Linked DNA regions of Homo sapiens: region 1 is linked to region 2. Evidence: chromatin loops called from intact Hi-C (ENCODE). Cell type or tissue: GM12878. All regions are shown on one strand. Each heading gives the region's core, and the rest is flanking DNA. Links, peaks and the distances in the headings are about the cores only.

Region 1 (4,411 bases), core at 281-4,280, 710 kb after region 2:
TACATTTTCTCTCAGAACTTTTTTCTGAAATAACTGATTGAAAAGCAAAATAATAATAATAATGAATTAGCCAGGAGTCATATTTATACACACAATCGACTTTTCAGATATTTTTTCCCACTGCATTCATTGGTAACTTAAGTAATTTTCAAATAATTCAAAAACATATCTTTAAAAATATATAGAAATGAAAAAAATGCTAACATTAACATATGAAATATAAGTAATCTCTGTGCTGGAAATTCTTTTTGGAGATATCTCCCCATGCATGTTTTCTTCTAGTGATCCATTTTATCTTTCTGCATATCATCTAACATTTATTCACCCACTCATGACAAATATATGTATGGATGCATGCTGAATTCACATATGCCTGTGTGTGTATTCATCACTATGTGCTGGATACTATTCTAAGTACTAGGGCTATCCTATTCAGTAAAACAGAATCCCAGTCTTACAGAGTTTACATTCAGATAGGAAAATACTGATGATAAAAATATATGTACAGTAAATACATGATATTGAGATGAATGGTACCATGAAGATATACCAAAGAAGCATAAGGAAATAGAGAGCTGGACATGGTGGAGGGAAGGAAAATTTCCACTTCACTTAAGGTGAGCACAAAAGGGGTCTATGACAAGAGGTTATATAAAAGAGATGAGGAAATTAAAAATGAGGAAACAAGCCATGTTAATGTATGGCATATGTGAATTCCAGACAGAGAGAAAAAATAAATGAAAGTTCCCGAGGTTGGAGCACCTTTGGCATTTTCAAGGAAAAATAGGGAAGTCTATGTACCTGGAGTGAAATAAAAAACAGGAAAACTAGTAGAAGGTAAAATCAGAGACGTGGTGGGGGTTGAGTTCACAGGGACTTGATGGGATTATAAAGATTTGATGACTGCATTTTGAGTTAAATGAAGCAGGAAAAATTCAGTGAAACTGAAAAGGAGTGCATAGCTTAGGTTAAGTGCTTCCATATAGAAAGAGAAAGTAGACAGCCCTCCCCCTCTTGGCCCTAATGGAATAAGGATCAAGACGAGAGTCAGAGGTGCAGCAAAAGGGGCCAAACTTGAGGCAGGGGCCTACAGAAACTCTAAATATCTATGAGGAAATTTGGGAACATAATAGCAAAGGTCTTCTTTCTCCAAAGCCTGAGAGTCATTGCAAACATCTAGGAATAGTCTTGCAGGAGAGGAAGGAAGGGAAGGAGGTGGGTAGCTCAGTGCTGTTACAGGGAGGTGGCTAGAGACAGGAGCCAGAGGCTGTGATCCCAGTCCCCAAGGCCTATGTGGAGGGGCTTAGAAGTTTTTGCATGCCTCAGTAAGGGTTCAAGGTACTGAGAAGACTGGTGAAATAGCAGAGGCCTGGGGTCAGGACTAAGAAATTGTGGTGAGTTTTTAGTGTACTTGCATGCAAATAACTGGGACCATGAATCTCAGTAGTGGTTGCCTTCATGACAACCAAGGAGGCCAGCTGGGACTAGCAGCACTATCCTCATTGCCACCAATCTACCCAGATGCTATCTGGAGGTGAAAGGAAACCCAAAGAATCTCTTCTTTTTTCAAGAGAAATTGTCTAAAATATGAAGAGACTGGGAGACCATTAATTGTCAAGTTTTCATCCCACCACCCCTCCCTGCACAGTATTCAGTGACATAGAGGTCATGAGAAAGATTAGATTAGTTACTTACAGACTATACCCTTCATTTGCAATTTATAAATTGTGACCGTACCCTATACCTAGAATCTGGAAATTCTATCTCATATATCATTTATCTAAGATCTGTGCCATACATTAAAATGATTTTTCCCAGTTTGTGTGAGTAGTTATATAACCAATAAAATCTACTTTAAAAAGTAAAGACATTTACTATCAGCTTGACTTTATAATAAAACCAAGTTTAATTGTTTGAAAGTTTGATAAGGCATCTGCCCCATAGAAATGTCTTATTAGGCAAAATCTGTAGATGTTGGTCATTTGCTAAAGAGCCCCATTTTCTCCTCTCACCCCAATTTACTGAATGGGTCTGCTAAAAGCATAAGCTTTTTAGTCCCATAAGTAATTTTAAAATGATTATTCTAACTGAACTGCTCCTAAGATTTACTACCTATATTCAAGTGTAAACAAAACACTAGATCTCAGATTCAGTAAGGAACTTTTCCATTTCCTTTCTCTCCATTTAAGCTCAAGGCAGATATTATGATTTTGAAAGTAATATTTATTTGGATAATATCAGAAAACCAACCTAAACAAATTTTTTCTTCTCATGCTATTATTCTGAAACTTCCATGGTTATTTTTGTATACATTTTTCTTTCCCTCTTCCTTACAATCCTTATAACTTTATCCTCACTGGAGTTATTCTGTGTTGGAGCAGATAAACAAAATGAATTCTTACACTGTATTAGCCGAAGGGCAGCAGACATGAGAAGAAAAGAGAAGTGGTGTTCACAGTCGAAGGACGTGCTTTTCAGTAGTGATTCAGACAATTCAGAAAAGCTTACTCATCTCTTTCCTATCTGCTAGTGTGACCACTGTATTCTTCTTTTTCAGATTGCCTTCAGGGTTATCTGCTGTTTGAGTGTCATTACAAAAGTCAGGTCTGCTCAGGATCATGTCAAATAATTTATCCCCATGTCCTCATTTTAACTCCCCATTGCTTCTTCTCAGCCCTGTGCTCTGGGTCCTCACCACACATCAGGTCATAGAAGCTGGGTGCCCCCTCACATTGCTTTCTTTCTTATTATGCATACCAGTGTTATGCAAACCCTACAGGAGTATCTTAGGTTATGCAGTTTTCCCATGACATTTAAAGGAACCCTAAGCCTCTTGTGGGAAGTAAGATAAGGCATCCTTAGAAAGTGTTATCTCTACAGTTTACTACATTGGGATTACTATTCACTCAACTAAATATGATTTCAAAAAGTTAATTGTATTTTCTAGATATCTTAAAAAGAAACCATACATTTTTAAAAACATGCTGCTTTAACTTTGTCTAGAATCTTACTCCCTGCCCCCAAATTTAACAGCTTAGCTTTTCCATTGCTTAAGTAAGTGCCTTGTATTTGAATAATACAGCTTAATCAGATTTTTGAAAGCTTTTATTACATCGTTTTAAAGTGGCATAAATAATGTAAAGTAAGCCTAATTTCACATTAGACACCTTCTATGGCGGCTTATGAAGCTCAAGTTTTTTTAGTTTTTTTTTTTTTTTTTTTTTTTAATTAAGGCGATTCCAGCAGTCATTTCTGACTCTGTGGCATCTTTCTGCAAATCCTGTCCACTTTACTGCTATACCGAGGTTCATTTGTGTCATTCAAATCTTTGCTCTTTAAATATCCACTTATAAATTTATTATGGCAATACATTCATATCTTTACATTTAATCTGAAACTTCGGTAACAAGCAGGAGATGGAATAAATGAGTAGCAGACACACTTGACAAAGTCAAAATGCTCTCCTGTCAGTGCCCATATGAACTATTACAATGACAGAAGAGCATTTTAATTTTGTCCAGTTCTTCTTTCTCCTTTTCACTCTGCATTTCTCCTTCTCCAGCTGGCTACGGAAACTTTGATAAAAGATCCAGACTTTAAATGCCCAATATCCTCAAAAAAATGTCAGAGAATGTTTTAAAATCATAGATTTTGAATGACACAGATGAACTTCACTTGCAGCACTGCTGCAGTGGGGAATTTATCATTTTGTTAATTAAGAAGGGTTTTCCAATAGTCACTCCAGAAATTGCCTCTGGAATATCATTAATTAACAATCTTACTTCCACCATGGGAGGGAGGAATGAGGCCGAGCAGCAAAACTCACAAAAGGACTAACTTAAAATACACACACACACACACACACACACGCATTTGAAAAGCACCAGACAAATCTGGAAAAGAGGAGGGGAATGAATTACTTAACACAAATATTATAGGATCAACAGAGCTAACAAAAAATCCAATTCATAGCATTTAAAGCTATCTTAGTTCACAGGCCTTATGCTAGTCCCGAAATAAAGTCAACAATTTAGAAACTCTATCTGAACTAAATAATTTACCATGTTGTTTGGAATTTAAGGGCTTTCCCCCCAACAATGACTGCTTCCTTTCTAGGGAAGAAGAAAACAAGTCTTTTTTCCCCCCAGTTTTCTTATTTGTTGAGTATCCAGGTAACAAACTACTTAAAATCAACCAAACAAAACTTGATAATTGGCCCTATCCCCATGTGAGCCACAGAAGGATGTAACCATGGCAACCTGTCATTTAGAACAGACCATCTCACGTACCTTTCAGAATTTAAGCATATGAGAACTTATCCATTCCCAAGTAGAATTATCATGCCGGGAACATTTTGTTCTTTATTGCAGAGGAAGTATAAAGCCAGACTCTTAAATTGTTCTCAACAAGG
Region 2 (4,411 bases), core at 215-4,214:
TCTTTGCAGGAAAACTAGTTCTTATGGGAGTAAGGAAAAGAGCCATGAATTAGATATGATATTGACACCTGTGTTTAATAGAGACTGAATTTTTAAATATCCAGCCTCCTCTCTCTCTTGCTCTCTTTATCTCTCTCTCTCATCATCATTGACTTATCGTGTGTTCTAACAACTGAAAGTGATTGGAAATCTAAGATATGCCCAAATTATTGTCAAATAGCACAGAAAGCAGATCTGTCATAGAATATTAAAAGGCAATGGCTAGGGAACAATAAAGTCACTTCCTGCCTGTACCCTGAAACCATTTAATATCCTCAGCTCTAATTCTTTGTAAATTAGGAAAAAGAAGAGTATTTTATAATTACTTTAAATTAAACTCATTAATTAGAAGATAATCAATTACAGATAAATAATTAAAGATAAAAATACTCCCTTTGGGTGCAATAACTTCAGTCTCTGGGTGTGGACAAAAGTGCCAGAGGAATAAGTACCAGAAGGTATATTGTTAGAGCATAGGTCTAGCTTCATTTTATTTTTCATCTCATGGAGGAAGTAACTCCTTTGCCTGAGCTAGCTTGAGTCTTGTCAGAACAATTTCAGTTCTGAATAGGAATTTTTGTTTCCAAAAAAGGAGTCCCAGGTTTGCATTCTTAGAAAATTAAAAGGGATTATGACCAGACACATGATATCTTGTAATATTTGACTCTTCATTCTAGTACCATTTTTCCTCTCTATATTTCAATGAGAACATAAAAAGTCCAGAAACAACTGTCTAGAAACTGATGCATTAAATTTGTGGGAATTTCTGGGAGTAAATAAATGAAGCATTAGAAGTTTGGCTAATGGCTGTCAAAAATGTTTGGATGAATAATATTTAGAAAATTGATTTGTGAGATTCTGTTATCAGGAAATATATATATAATACTTTAAGTTCTGGGATACATTGCAGAATGTGTAGGTTTGTTACATATGTATACACATGCCACTGTGGCTTGCTGCACCCATCAACCCGTCATCTACATTAGGTATTTCTCCTAATACTATCCCTCCCCTAGCCACCCACCCTCCAACAGGCCCTGGTGTGTGATGTTCCCCTCCCTATGTCCATGTGTTCTCATTGTTCAACTCCCACTTAATAAGTGAGAACACGCGGTGTTTGGTTTTCTGTTCCTCTGTTAGTTTGTTGAGAATGATGGTTTCCAGCTTCCTCCATGTCCCTGCAAAGGACATGAACTCATCCTTTTTCATGGCTGCATTGTATTCCATGGTGTATGTGTGCCACATTTTCTTTATCCAGTGTATCATTGATGGGCATTTAGGTTGGTTCCAAGTCATTGCTATTGTGAATAGTGCTGCAATAAACCTATGTGTGCATGTGTCTTTATAGTAGAATGATTTATAATCCTTTGGGTATATACTCTGTAATGGGATTGCTGGGTCAAATGGTATTTCTGGTTCTAGATCCTTGAGGAATTGCCACACTGTCTCCCACAATGATTGAACTAATTTGCACTCCCACCAACAGTGTCAAAGCATTCCTATTTCTCCACATCCTCTGCTTTATAGCATCCTCTGCTTTATAGGTGTTAACCTATATTGTTTTAAGGGTTCATTGACTGCCTAATAAATATCTTCTCAAAGTCTGGACAAAAACATTCTCAAAAAAAGTATATGTTCCTTTCTCTGTCCCTAGACAATAAACCACTTGAGGATAAATCTGTGTGTATATTACTTGTGAGTCCTCAGAGCCTACCACATTGCTTGGAACATAATAGGCACCCATTTATATTTTTAAATAAATGAATGGAATCATCAAATCTACTACCAAAGTGGTATGTTGGAAAAATGTTATTAATAATTAAGGTGGATAACAGGGAAGGAAGATTAGTACGTGGTTCTACTTCTGACTTCATATAACTGCCTGAATGTCCATTTTAGTAGTTGTCAAAAATTCAGTTAAACTGTTTTGTGTTCCATGTATAAATGGAATCATGTAGTATTTGTCTTTTTGTGCCTGGCTTACTTCATTTAACATAATGTCCTCCAGTTCATCCATGTTGTTGCAAATGATAAGATTTCACAGAAATAGGGAGTAAAACAGTGGTTACCAGAGGCTGGGGAGTAGGGGATAGGAGATTGGGAAGATATTGGCCAAAGGAAACAAAATTTCAGTTACAAAGGATAAATAAGTTTAAGAGATTTATTTTACATATCATATTGCATATTAAAAAATTGCTAAGAGAGAAGGTTTTAATGGTTCTCACCACACACACAAAAAAAGTATGTAAGGTAAATAGATTGATTTGAGATATATATATATATCTCAAAAACATCATATTTTACATCACAAACATACAACTTTTATTTGTCAATTAACAGTATAAAAACAATGAATAACAATTCAAGTTTGCACAATTAAATCACTATCTCTGGTAGAATTGATGAAGCCTAGATTTCTAAATTAAAAATTATTATATTAAATGAGTTTGTAACCAAAATGGCTAAAACAGACTTAGAGTCCAAGTCTGTAGGACACAAAATCACCTGCATTTTTCACTACAACAAAATGGAATGAGAGTACAGAATTGAGCAATGTAACTGTCAATCACTGAGCAGTGACAGCAGTGGTCACAGTGGTCGGCTCCATTGAACCTTCTGGGGAGAGTTGCATGACAAAATGCTGTACTCTCTCTGACCTTCATTTGGAAAGCCATGAGCCTTGTCAGGCTTGGCTAGAAGACGTTCCCTCCAATTTGTGCGAGGGGCCCTCAGAATGTACTAGTATTATCAGAAAACACCCAAGCCACAGGAAATATAACTCTCAAGTAAGAAGAACACATCTAAGTAACAATAGCAGCACCTTAAATTTGAAAGCTCGCATTTACCTAAGCAGCACTTTCATCTAAAACAAAAGAAATTTGGAGGGTATTTTTAGTAATGGTCCTGGTCAAAGAAAAGCATCTGCTTTCATGATTTCAAGCAGCAAATCTACTTTTGTGAATATGCTGTGGGGGCTTGAAAGGATCTCTCAACAGACTCATACATGTTAAACTGCCTGATGCTTAATGTTAGGCTTATCTTTTTTTTTTTTTTTGATAAATTCTCCTTGGGATGCTTCTCCTACTCATCAAAGTTTGAAAATTCATCTTGAAGAGATCACAGTTCTTAACCCAGGTTTTAAATCTAATCAGATGACAGAACCTAGAAATTCATTAACAGTGACTCACAAATCCTCTCCTATTCCTTTTTTTTTTTTTTCTGTTGCCCTTCTAGCACCTGTGGGTTCCTCACTTTACTGTGATTTACCACACACACACACCAAAATCTGGATTGGGCTTTGCTATCTCTCATGTTTCCTCTGGCTTATCCATCTTACAAGTCACTACCTGACATAATTGCATAAATGGCAACTCCAATTACACAATTACCGTCTTCAAAAGGTCTTTTACCTTATAAGGTGAAATGCAAGTTAGCTCATCATTTTCATTTTCAACTCACTTTTCTCACCTTAAGTTTTTAAGGCATTGTATGCTCTTGTCAAATAGGTCTCCTCACTGTTTTTCCTATGGATGTCATATTGATTATTGGCTTGGCATTGTTTCTTTCTCTAACTCATTCCTTTTTATGGCTGAGTAGTATTCCATCAATTCCTATATATATATATATATATATATATATATATATATATATATAGGAATTCCATATATATGGTGGAATATATATATATTCCATGTGATATATATATATATCGCAATACATATATATTCCATGTGATTTATATATATATATGATGGAATATATATATATATAATCCATGTGATATGTGTGTGTTTGTGTATATATATATGTGTGTGTGTGTGTGTGTGTGTGTGTGTGTGTGTATCACAATTTCTTTATCCACTCATTGATTTTATGTGCCTTGGTCTATTTTTCTTTATTTTCTTTATTTTTTATTTTTATTTTTCCATAGGTTATTGGGGTACAGGTGGTGTTTGCTTACATGAGTAAGTTCTTTAGTGGTGATTTGTGAGATTTTGATGCACCCATCACCTGAGCAGTATACACAGCACCCTATTTTTAGTCTTTTATCCCTCACTCCCCTCCCACTCTTCTCTCCAAGTCTCCAAAGTCCATTGTATCATTTTTATGCCTATGCGTCCTCACAACTTAGCTCCCACATATCAATGAGAATATACAATGTTTGGTTTTCCATTCCTGAGTTACTTCACTTAGAATAATATTCTCCAATTTCATCCAGGTCGCTGCAAATGCTATGATGGAATTCCATATATATGATGGAATATATATATATTCCATGTGATATATATATATTCCATGTGATATACATATATGATGGAATATATATATTCCATGTGATATACATATATGATGGAATATATATATTCCATGT

Evidence for each region. Peaks named below come from ENCODE experiments on the same cell type or tissue, not always from the same donor. Only the 100,000 strongest peaks of a DNase experiment are listed, where the experiment ranks them.
Region 1: a loop joins it to region 2, with 3 times the contacts of the local background. A loop is called at or near these places in 1 of 110 quality-filtered maps.

The regions. Positions count from the first base shown.
Region 1 is chr5:90,013,190-90,017,600 of GRCh38, forward strand. MIR3660 (microRNA 3660) reads right to left here and starts at 3,531; the gene lies at 3,432-3,531. RefSeq lists an enhancer at 1,522-1,571. In GM12878, for the core only: no CTCF peak of the experiment used is centred there; DNase peaks (open chromatin) are centred at 1,492 and 2,542; H3K27ac peaks cover 2,379 bases.
Region 2 is chr5:89,306,087-89,310,497 of GRCh38, forward strand. The region is part of intron 7 of MEF2C-AS1 (MEF2C antisense RNA 1); the gene reads left to right. Among named protein-coding and RNA genes, the nearest start is that of LINC02161, 270 kb to the right of the region's middle. In GM12878, for the core only: no CTCF peak of the experiment used is centred there; a DNase peak (open chromatin) is centred at 2,675; H3K4me3 peaks cover 284 bases; H3K27ac peaks cover 2,648 bases.